Linked DNA regions of Homo sapiens: region 1 is linked to region 2. Evidence: read pairs that join two places in POLR2A ChIA-PET (ENCODE). Cell type or tissue: GM12878. All regions are shown on one strand. Links, peaks and the distances in the headings refer to the core of each region. The heading gives the core; the rest is flanking DNA. Region 1 overlaps ZNFX1 (zinc finger NFX1-type containing 1). Region 2 overlaps PTPN1 (protein tyrosine phosphatase non-receptor type 1).

Region 1 (5,385 bases), core at 84-5,083, 1.3 Mb before region 2:
GAATACTGTGGGAGAGACTTCAAGGCTCACAATATCTGTTCTCTCTCTTTTCCTTAGTAATAAGAACTCAGATTTTTGACTGGGCACATTGCTGCCCAGCTAAAAGATGACATTTCCCTGGTCAGTTGGCTGTACACAGAGGTGCTGTGGGTGGTATGGGGGAAGGAGCGTTAAGGTAGGGTGGGGATGGGCAGTGTTTCCTTGTCTTTTCTCCATCTTGGATTGTGAAGGCAAAGGTCATACCAAGGGATTGGCAGAATAGAATGCTGAAAGGAACCTGGGTCCTCCAGAGCTTTGAGGAGCCTCCAAATCTACCCTGGGCTGCCTACCCAGAAAGCCACTGCTATCTTGTTTAGGTCCCTCTTGAACTACCCCAGATATTTCAGAGCTGGGACTTACACTCATGTAGGCCCTTCGGAGGTGCATGGGGAGGTTGCGGCGGAATTCCCGCTTGTTCCTCAGCTCCCTTAGGGTGAACTGCTTCAGGATTTCACTGTTGCTCCTTCCACCCACCCGCACAATGCTGGTCTTCTGACAATTGTAGATGCCTGTGGAACAAAGTGGAGCATGGCAGGGTTGAGAGGAGCTTATGCTAGGTTCTCTCAGGTGAGAGCTGTGTGTATTTGGGATCTAGTCTGGTCCCTTAGAGAATAAACTTGTGCTTAAAGGAAATTTACCCCATTAATGAGTGAGAAGGTCCCCGAGAAGATGTGACCTGCAGAGCAGTAAAGTGTAGCACTTAAAGAGTACAGGTTCTGGAATCAGACAACTAGGGATCCAACTCTTAGCTCTACCACTTATTGCTGTGTAACCTGGGGCAAGTGACTTGAGTCTCAGTTTCTCTGTCTGTGATTTAGAGATGGCAATATCTCCCATATAGGGCTACAGTCTGGATAAATGAAAGAAAATCTTTAAAGCTCCTAGCTAGGGCCCAGCACAAAGCAAGCACCCAGGATATGTTACATATTTTTCACTCTGCAGATTTACTGATTGCTCATATGTTTTAGGCATGTGCCAAGTTCTGAAGATATAGCAGTAGAAACATAGGCCCAGTTTCTGATTTGTTATCATTTCTTTGTCTCTGGCAGGAAGTTACTCATTAAATAATTAATACGGCAGCAATAAATGTAGTGAGTACTGGTAGCAGGGGACATTACCTAGTCTGGGTGGGGTAGGGATCTATTTTTAAGAATCTAATATTTAAACTCAGACTCTAAGAATAAAGATTTATCTAGGTGAAAGGGAGGTATAGAAGAATAAAAATAAAGGAAAAGCATATATTTATTCATCCATTAATGTTATTTAGTATTTTTTGAGTGCCTAATATGTGCCAGGATATGTGAATACAGCAAGAAAAGGACCAATCCTCATCTAGGGTAGCGATACATAAAATAGATTATAAAAAAATAAAAAATGCAAAAGAGACTTCACTTTGGGGCTATAGAAAAAGTCCACCTGAGAAGAGAGATTTAAAGTGGGACCAGAAGAATGAGTAGGGCCAGGTTGAGTAGGGCCAGGTTGAATAAGCTCAAGATGGAGAGGGAAAAAACTATTCCAGGCCAGAGGATGGCATGGGCCAATGGAGGACGTAGAGGCTTTCAAGGAACTGAAGATAACCAGTGTTGCTGGAGTTAGGGAGAACAAGGTTAAGAAGTAGGAGCTGTGGTTCACAGTCCAGCTGGGACAGATCACAAACGGCCATGTAAGTAATGATAAGGACTGTTGACTTTGTTTGAAGAGCAATAGAAAGCTACTGAAGTTGCTGATGGTTCAATCATCAACATCTTGATAGAGAACAAATTTGCCTATAAGTATTACCTTCCAGAAACTGGTCCAAAGCATGATTAGTATAACACACAACCAAGATGGGGAACTTCTGGAGGCTAATTTGCCAAACAGACTCGTTGGTTAGGAGGGCCTGAACAATTTTTAGACCCACATAGGTTTTGCCTAGAAAATAAGGAAAAAGGAATTTAACAATTTAGACATTTTCTAAATAAAGTAATTACTCAGAGCAAAATCTTTTTTTAAATTTAATATAATACATTAAGATAGTTTAAAATCTAAGAAGCGTACATTGTATATTGTGAAAAGTCCCTCTTGCACTCTGTCACCCAGTTCTCTGGGTGGAAGCAACCAATGTTACCAGTTTCTTTTGTAACTTTACAGAGACAGTATATCCACGCATATACAAACAATACAAATGTGTATTCTTTTTCTAGACTTCCCCTTTTCTCCTTAAAATATGAATAGTAACAGACAATTTTTACCATTCTACATCTTGATTTTTTTCACTTAATGTATCTTGAAGGTCATTCTCTATCAATACATAGGAGAATCCCATCCCCCCCACCCCCCCCTTTCCTTTTTACAGCTGTTAAGGTATTTTTTAGCCAGTTTTCTATTGATGCTGTATATATTGTTTCCAATCTTGTGGCAAATTAGAAATACTTTTTATATACATGGTAGATTTGCTTTTGTGATGGGAGGGGAAAACTTGTAGAAATCAACATTGGAATAAGAGTTATAGGCTCATTAGTAAATGGCCATTAATTAATTAATTAGGCTAAAAACTGCTAAATTCTCTCTTTTTGTTTGAGATGGAGTTTCGCTCTTGTTGCCCAGGCTGGAATGCAATGGTGTGATCTTGGCTCACCGCAACCTCTGCCTCCCGGGTTCAAGTGATTCTCCTGCCTCAGCCTCCCAAGTAGCTGGGACCACAGGCGCATGCCACCATGCCCAGCTAATTTTTGTATTTTTAGTATAGATGGGGTTTCACCATGTTGGGCAGGATGGTCTTGATCTCTTGACCCTTGTGATCTGTCCGCCTTGGCCTCCCAAAGTGCTGGGATTACAGGCGTGAGCCACCATGCCTGGCCTGCTAAATTCTTACATTGTGTCAGGCTGGTAAGGTAGACACTGTCCTCAAAAATCTCAAAGTTGAGGGAGGGAGTGATATAAGATAATCAAAGATTTCACTACAGCAGGATAAGTAACAATTTCTTCCTTCTTTTTTAAGGCCCTATGTTGTCCAGACTGGAGTGCAGGGGCTATGTGTACTGCAGCCTGAACACCTGTTTTCAAGGGATCCTCCCATCTCAGCCTCCCAAGTACTTGGTACTACAGGTACTCGTCAAGACGTCCAGCTTTGTTACATAAAGTTTTTTTTTTTTTTTTTTAAATCATGAGTTGCCATTACTTCATTGGTGTTTTTTAAAGACTTCTTCCTGTTTGGGGTTTTGTTTTCTTTTGGTACTTCCTTTCGGAGAGTAATTTAGCAGTAGCTATTTTAACTGTTAATGTAAATTCCCACTTCTAATAATAGTTATGACCCCAGAGTAGAATTAGAGAGTGGCACCTGGGGAGAAAGGTATGGGAAGGTATAGTTCCACGACAAGTACAATGTGGCAGATAGGAGCCAGGATTCTACAGCTAGACTGCCTGAATTCAATTCCTAAACTTGTCACTTAACATTTGTGTGAGCTTCAGTACATACTTCCCACCTCTTAAGAGGTTATTTAACCCTTCTTTGCCTTAGCTTTCTTCATCCGTATAACAGTTTTGTTTTTTTTTTTGAGGTGGAGTCTTGCTCTGTTGCCCAGGCTAGAGTGCAGTGGAGCGATCTCAGCTCACTGCAAGCTCCGCCTCCTGGGTTCACGCCATTCTCCTGCCTCAGCCTCCCGAGTAGCTGGGACTACAGGCGCCTGCCACCATGCCCGGCTAATTTTTTTATATTTTTTAGTAGAGACAGGGTTTCGTCGTGTTAGCCAGGATGGTCTTGATCTCCTGACCTTGTGATCCACCCGCCTCAGCCTCCCAAAGTGCTGGGATTACAGGTGTGAGCCACCGTGCCTGACCAACTGTATAATGGTTTTAGTAATGGCTTCTATTTCACAAGGTTGTGAGGATGCAATTAGTTAAGGTATGTAAAGTAAGTAAAATGTTGCTTCACACATAGTGCTATTATATATTTGATACTATTTAATTTAAAATAATATAAAATTGAACCAATTATATAAAGCAGAAATCACACATCTCACTACATTTGACCTCTAGCAATCTTGTATCTATTACTATGCATGACAATGGGTTCCTATTGGAAAATCCCTATGAGCAGCTACTTTATAAACAAATTTTATGCCCATTTCGGGAGGAATGTTATTAACTAAACATTCTATTGCAACAAAACCAAAAATTGACAAGTGGTACCTAATTAAACTAAAGAGCTTCTGTACAGCAAAAGAAACTATCAACAGAATAAACAGACAACCTACAAAATGAGACAAAATATTTGCAAACTCTGGATCCATCTAAGGTCTAATATCTGCAATTAAACAACCCCATTAAAAAATGAGCAAAGGACATGAACAGACACTTCTCAAAAGAAGACATACACATGGCCAACAAGCAGAGGAAAAAAATGCTCAACATCAACATCACTAATCATTAGAGAAATGCAAATCAAAACCACAATGAGATTCCATCTCACACTAGTCAGAATGGCTATTAATAAACAGTCAAAAAAAAGTCAAAAAATAACAGATGCTAGTGAGGTTGCAGAGCAAAGGGAAAGTTTATACACTGCTGGTGGGAATGTACATTAGTTCAGCCACTGTGGAAAGTAGTTTGGAGATTTCTCAAACAGCTTAAAACAGAAATGCCATTTGACCTAGCAGTCCCATTATTGGGTATATAATGGGAAGGAATATAAATCATTCTCCCATAAAGACACATGCATATGCATGTTCATTGTAGCACTATTCACAATAGCAAAGATATGGACTCAACCTAGATGCCCAACAATGGTGGACTGAATAAAGAAAATGTGGCATATATACACCACGGAATACTATGCAGCTATGAAAAAGAAGAAAATCATGTCCTTTGCAGCAAAGTGGATGGAGTTGGAGGCCATTCTCCAAAGCAAATTAATGCAGGAACAGAAAATTAAATACCACATGTTCTCACTCATAAGTGGGAGCTAAACATTGAATACACATGGACACAAAGAAGGGAACAGACACCAGGGCCTACTTCAGGATAGAGTGGGAGGAGGGTGAGGATCTAAAAACTACCTATCAAGGGCTGAGTGCAGCGGCTCACACCTGTAATCCCAGCACTTTGGGAGGCCAAGGCAGGTGGATCACCTGAGGTCGGGAGTTCGAGATCAGCCTGTCTAACATGGTGAAACCCTGTCTCTACTAAAAATACAAAATTAGCTGGGCGTGGTGGTGCATGCCTATAATCCCAGCTACTTGGGAGGCTGAGGCAGGAGAATTGCTTGAACCCAGGAGGCAGAGGTCGCAGTGAGCCGGAATCGTGCCACTGCACTCCAGCCTGGGTGACAGAGTAAGACTCTGTCTCCAAAAACAATGACGACAACAA
Region 2 (5,385 bases), core at 57-5,056:
GAGAATTTACGAAAGCTTCAACCCTAACTAGGTATGCAAAGAATAGTTGCCCTTTATGTTGTAATTTTAGGAAGAAACCTACATCTGGTCTAAGTTTCATTTGAATAATATGATAGTTTACACATCTGCCATATTTGAGAAGAAAGTACCTAAGTCTCCAGCATTTTAGAAATAATGCTTTACTTTGTGTAGAAATGGTCTTTAGAGTTTAATAGCTGCTGCCCTCTCCTTTTTCAAAGCAGCTTGACATAATCATGAGTATCTTGCTGACAGCTTGTAAATTTTGATTGTATGAAAACTGAAAATAAGACCATTTCACATGGAAGATTCCCTCCTGCCCTGAAACAGCCAAAGAAAACTGTAGCCATCAAATCTATTGATCTCTGGGCTTTGGTACAAGTCACACTACTACAAATAAAATAATACCAAGTACTTATAAATGATTTTCAGTCCTTTTAAAGTTTATTTTTTTAATATTTTTTTTGAGATGGGGTCTTGCTGTGTCGTCCAGGCTGGAGTGCAGTGGCACAATCTTGGCTCACTGCAACCTCCACCTCCTGGGCTCAAGTGATCCTCCCACCTCAGGCTCCCAAGTAGCTGAGACTACAGGCATGTGCCATCACGCCCAGCTAATTTTTGTATTTTTTTGGAGTAGAGATGGGATTTTGCTGTGTTGCCCAGGCTGGTCTTGAACTCCTGGGCTTAAGCCATCTGTCTGCCTCAGGCTCCCAAAGTGTTGGGATTACAGGTGTGAGCCACTGTGCCCGGCCCAGCCCTTTTTTTAAGAGAAAAACGTATGACATCGTTCGATTTACTGAGTGCTTATGGTTTTACTAAGGCAGTAAGGTTTTATGGATACCCTATGGTAATTAGATAGAATTAGTGCTCTGAAGTCAGCTCTGTAATATGGACTCAGAGTAAACATGGCAAAGGGACACTTAAGGTCTGCATTTTCTCTGGGAAATAAACGTATTCTTTACTACTCTGAATCTAGTGCTGGGAAATTCTAAATCCTTCTTGAGGATTAACCACTTGAAGTAAAGTTTTGGGTCCCAAGTAGGCTTGTGTCCCTGTCTCCTTCTCTTTACTTTTCAGATGTTTCTTCCTAGAGACTGAGGTATATTTTACTTTTACAGATGAAGAAGGAAGCCTCGGCTGTGTTTGTGGCTTTTGTGGGTGAGCAACATCACTTGCAAAGATAAGATGAGCATAGCAAAACTAGGCTTTCAAAATAATTTTTAAAAATTTCTTAGTGATTAGAAAAGGAAAACTCTTCCCTTGTCTCTGTTAAGAAACGTTTTTCGACTTTTTTCCTTTCTTAATGGATCTTTTATTGGCACTTCTCTTCCTTTTGCAGAATCTTACTTAAAAGTCACTACGTTACATTACAGCAAACAGCTTAGCTAATTTTTATCCAGATGGGCCCCGGTTACAGGATTGTACACTATTGCGAATTTCTTACAGGAAAGTGAACATCAAGTAATTATTCCAAATAGAGTTCTCTTAAGAACGTGAGTTACTTAAAAATGTCTAAGGATGAAGTCACTTCTGAATATAACTTCACTCAAGAGAACAAATAAGCAAACTGCATTTAGCATAACATGGTAAATTAGCTTTAACTCTCCTTGATGTTTGAACATTTGTCGCTGTTAACTACTGTTTCACTTTTCAAATAGTCAGGGCTTAGTTTGCTTCTGTAAGGATAAAGGGAAAATACGCCTTCACTGAGTCATAAATATTTTTGTGGCTAACTTTTGCACAGAGAAAAGAGGCCTCTAAGAAGGTACCCAGTGAATTTTTTTTTCGGGGCAGGGAGAGAATATGTCATTTTTTGGTTTGTTGTTGTTGTTGTCATTGTTTTGCTTTGTTGTTTTTACTCTGAACTGAACTGTATCTTGACAGCACTTTTGAATTAAGAGCATTACTCTTATTGTTCTCTACTACCTGGACGCCACCTCCCTGTTGCCATAGTGTTAAGGATCATGCTCCGAGGTGGGGTGAGGCAGAATGGGGCCAAGATCAGAAAGTTACATTAAGCTACATCAGGTTTATACAAGCATAAAACCAAATTTTTGGAGCAGTCCCCAGAATACAACCTGGTTTAGCCACACCTAAAGGTTGCTCTTGAATATTCCTTGAGAATCCACATCCCTAGAATGCTGGGTTTCAATGGGCCCTTTATGTACCTATCATGGTGTCATTTCTGAGCATTTCTAAATATTCCTTCATGTCTTACTGACAGTTTTTCTTGAATAAATCTTAGGAATATTAGTGCCATTATCAGTATTTTGTTTGGTCTGTTCACACCACAAATAACTACCCAGGTCTGCTACTTGCCCCTATTTCTCTACCTGCTAATGAAAATGCTTTTGAAAGTTTGAGTAACAGTATTGGAGTGTGCACAGTGGTATTGGTAGGTTCTGTACTCATCCTTAACCACTTGTTTTCATCCTTTGTGAGCTTGAAGTTTCTCCAAAAAATTTATCACAAAACTTATCAGACATAGTTAATACACTCAGAGAGAGAATCACTGAAAAAGTAGATGTAGTTTAACAAACCCAGTGCCTTTTTTTTACCCATGAATACATATTTGTCAACTAAACCTCATTTTGCAACTTGTTCCACTACTCGAATGGTAACAAACTTTTGGTTTCCCAATAGATTTGGAAGATGTTGCTTTTGAAAGTAGGAAATAGATGGCTTTAGAAGATGGAAGAATATTTTGTTTGAAGTGGGAGCGTGGTATGTCCTTAGCTGTCTGTGAAATGCAGCTGAAGATGGGTGTGGGCCTTCATCTGCATTTCCCATCTTCAGTTTGAGGAGGTAGTTACCCTTCTAACCACTTAAGAACTGCATGGTACATGCTGTTTTATTTACAGGGCAAAACTGTGCTCCCGTAGTTTCCCTGGTGCTTGCCTTCACGTTAACACAGTGTCATCGTTTGGCAGTGTTTATGTGCCAGGGTCCATGTTAGAAGGAGGAAAGGTATAGCGAAGTTAAAGGGTGCAGTTGGCCTCCCACCTTTAGTTTTGTAAGTGCCTTTAAAGTTTGATTTTTGTAGGTTGATCATAAGGAAGTGATAAGTATGTTAGGTTATTTGTGGTTTGAGCTAATTTTAGTCTCTTTTTACAGCTTGCTTTGTATCCTTTGCCATTAAAACATGCTTTCTAGAAAGACAACTTTTGAATGTAGGACACAGTCTATATTCTATACTTGGCTACATTTCAAAAAATATTTTCTCAGTACTTTGGAAGTTGGACAGTTGGAAGCATAGTGACAGTATTTAAAAATCTTTGATTCCGGCCGGGCATGGTGGCTCACGCCTGTAATCCCAGCACTTTGGGAGGCCGAGGTGGGTGGATCACTTGAGGTCCGGAGTTCAGGACCAGCCTGACCAACATGGTGAAACCCTGTCTCTACTAAAAATACAAAATTAGCCGAGCGTGGTGGTACATGCCTGTAATCCCAGCTACTCAGGAGGCTGAGGCAGGAGAATCGCTTGAATCTGGGAGGCGGAGGTTGCATTGAGCCGAGATCATACCATTGCACTACAGCCTGGGGGACAAGAGTGAAACTCTGTCTCAAAAAAAAAAAAAAAATTAAGTGATTTCTTTGCTTTGTGACACTTCTACTTTTCCAGCAAGTAAATTATATTCTTTCATACAGGTATGAAATTCTTGTTCCAAGCTAGTGGTTAAAAAGGCACAGTTGATATTAGAGGATTTGTAAAAGATTATGACCACGCCTGCAATGTACTGAAGCAAGGCTTTGCTGGGCTGTGTATAGGAAACCTTCCCCAGCCTGTGCCCTTGCTTGATAGAACATTTTGCTCCTAAGGGTAGGTGCCTGTATCTGTCTCCAGTACTGGTTAGTTTCACACAGAACAGTTGTGTTTCAGAGCTTTAGTCTCAAGCTGCCCTGCTCCCCTGAAGCAGCCACCCTGAGCATGTGCACTCACAGGAGGGGACATGTGAGGTCATGGAAGAAGACGACTCAGGAAGAAGAAGACTTGGGTTTGGGTTCTGACTCTGCCTTTGACTGTTGTGGGATTTTGAGGAGTTGCATACAGGATCTGTAAAATGTAGTCATTAGACTAGACTAGACAGCCATATAGCATTACCTAGATGTAACTTTCTACAAAGACATGGTCACAGGAGAAGACCAGAGGGTGGGGTGATCTTTCTGGAAAAATTGGGGCTTCATGCCTTACTCATGCTAGATATGGTAGCATTATATGGCTGTGCCTGATCCCCCTAATCTAAAAGTGGGACAGAACTTTAAAATTTCATATTAACTCAAATTAAAACTTGAAAAAAACCCATTATTTCCTTAAAAATAATAAAATGCCCTGTGGGGGCATAAGTCACATTATATTTTAAAATTCCTGAATGCCACATGGATGAATGTAGTTCCTTTTGAAATTCTTCTTTTGTCTAAAGAGGAATGTTGGATTTTGTAATTGGACTAAAAAATCTTCCATTTGAGAGAGAAACAGTCTGCTGCATGTTCTACCCTTGTTCAGGATAAAACCCACTAATAGCTAACATTTATTGAATTCTGTGTTGTGCCTCAGGCACTGTGCAAAGTCCTTTACATGCAATGCTGTTTATTATATACTGTCAATTGGTCTATAACAGCAGGAAATGTTTCAGGAGGACAATGAGGTCCCAGACCCTCAGTCTTCTCCTGTGTCCTGGATTCAGCTTCACAATAGCACTATGGCAGTGTGGCCACTGCTTCAGCTTCCACATACATGGCTGTGAAGAGAGACAGGGGATTGTGCTAAGCCTCCCCGATTTATTAGGACATAGGAGGAGAGAGTTTGTAGTTTTTGACCTTTGCCTAGTTTTCTAACCTCTTTCCTAGATGTCACAAATTGGCCACCCACAGTCATATTTTGCTTGCTTCACGCAATGCTTTTTAAAAAAGAGAAGAGTTTAATTTGTGCCATTGTTTATAAATGAATCAGGAGAAATGACATGCAACTCTGGATTCTGGCCTCTCTTGAAAAATCTGAAAATCACACCGTCTGAGCTTACACTGGCAGTGGTCTGCTGGACTGAGGGACACAACTCCTTTTGGATGTACATGTGTGCGTTGCAGAGTTTACCACAGTCCCACAGTGGGTCACACTGTCCTTGTCGGTGTACACTACCTAGCACTTGAGTTTGCAACCCCTACCCCAAGCTGAGTTTTCTCGTCAAGCTTGATGTTAATGTTATGTGATGCTTGGCCTTGTAGGTATTTGGTATATTATCGTTAGATAAAATTGAAGCAAAGGGCTAAAGGGTTGGTGGCCTGAGGGAGTGCCCTTGACAGTAAAGTCTAGGATAAAATCATTGGCCAGGTACTCCTTCCCTTCCCGCCCTTCCTCTTTTCTCTTTA

The links. ChIA-PET counts read pairs that join two places held together with the same protein. Peaks named below come from ENCODE experiments on the same cell type or tissue, not always from the same donor. Only the 100,000 strongest peaks of a DNase experiment are listed, where the experiment ranks them.
Region 1: POLR2A ChIA-PET joins it to region 2 with 6 read pairs; 2 of 35 experiments call an interaction of 5 or more read pairs at or near these places.

Annotation. Positions count from the first base shown.
Region 1 is chr20:49,264,317-49,269,701 of GRCh38, forward strand. ZNFX1 (zinc finger NFX1-type containing 1) reads right to left here. Exons shown (of 14, transcript NM_021035.3): 4 at 1,819-1,950; 5 at 400-548. Among named protein-coding and RNA genes, the nearest start is that of ZNFX1, 11 kb to the right of the region's middle. In GM12878, for the core only: no CTCF peak of the experiment used is centred there; no DNase peak of the experiment used is centred there; H3K4me3 peaks cover 2,367 bases; H3K27ac peaks cover 1,157 bases.
Region 2 is chr20:50,516,789-50,522,173 of GRCh38, forward strand. The region is part of intron 1 of PTPN1 (protein tyrosine phosphatase non-receptor type 1); the gene reads left to right. Among named protein-coding and RNA genes, the nearest start is that of PTPN1, 9.1 kb to the left of the region's middle. RefSeq lists a silencer at 3,838-3,887. In GM12878, for the core only: no CTCF peak of the experiment used is centred there; DNase peaks (open chromatin) are centred at 2,873 and 3,933; H3K4me3 peaks cover 4,064 bases; H3K27ac peaks cover 4,831 bases.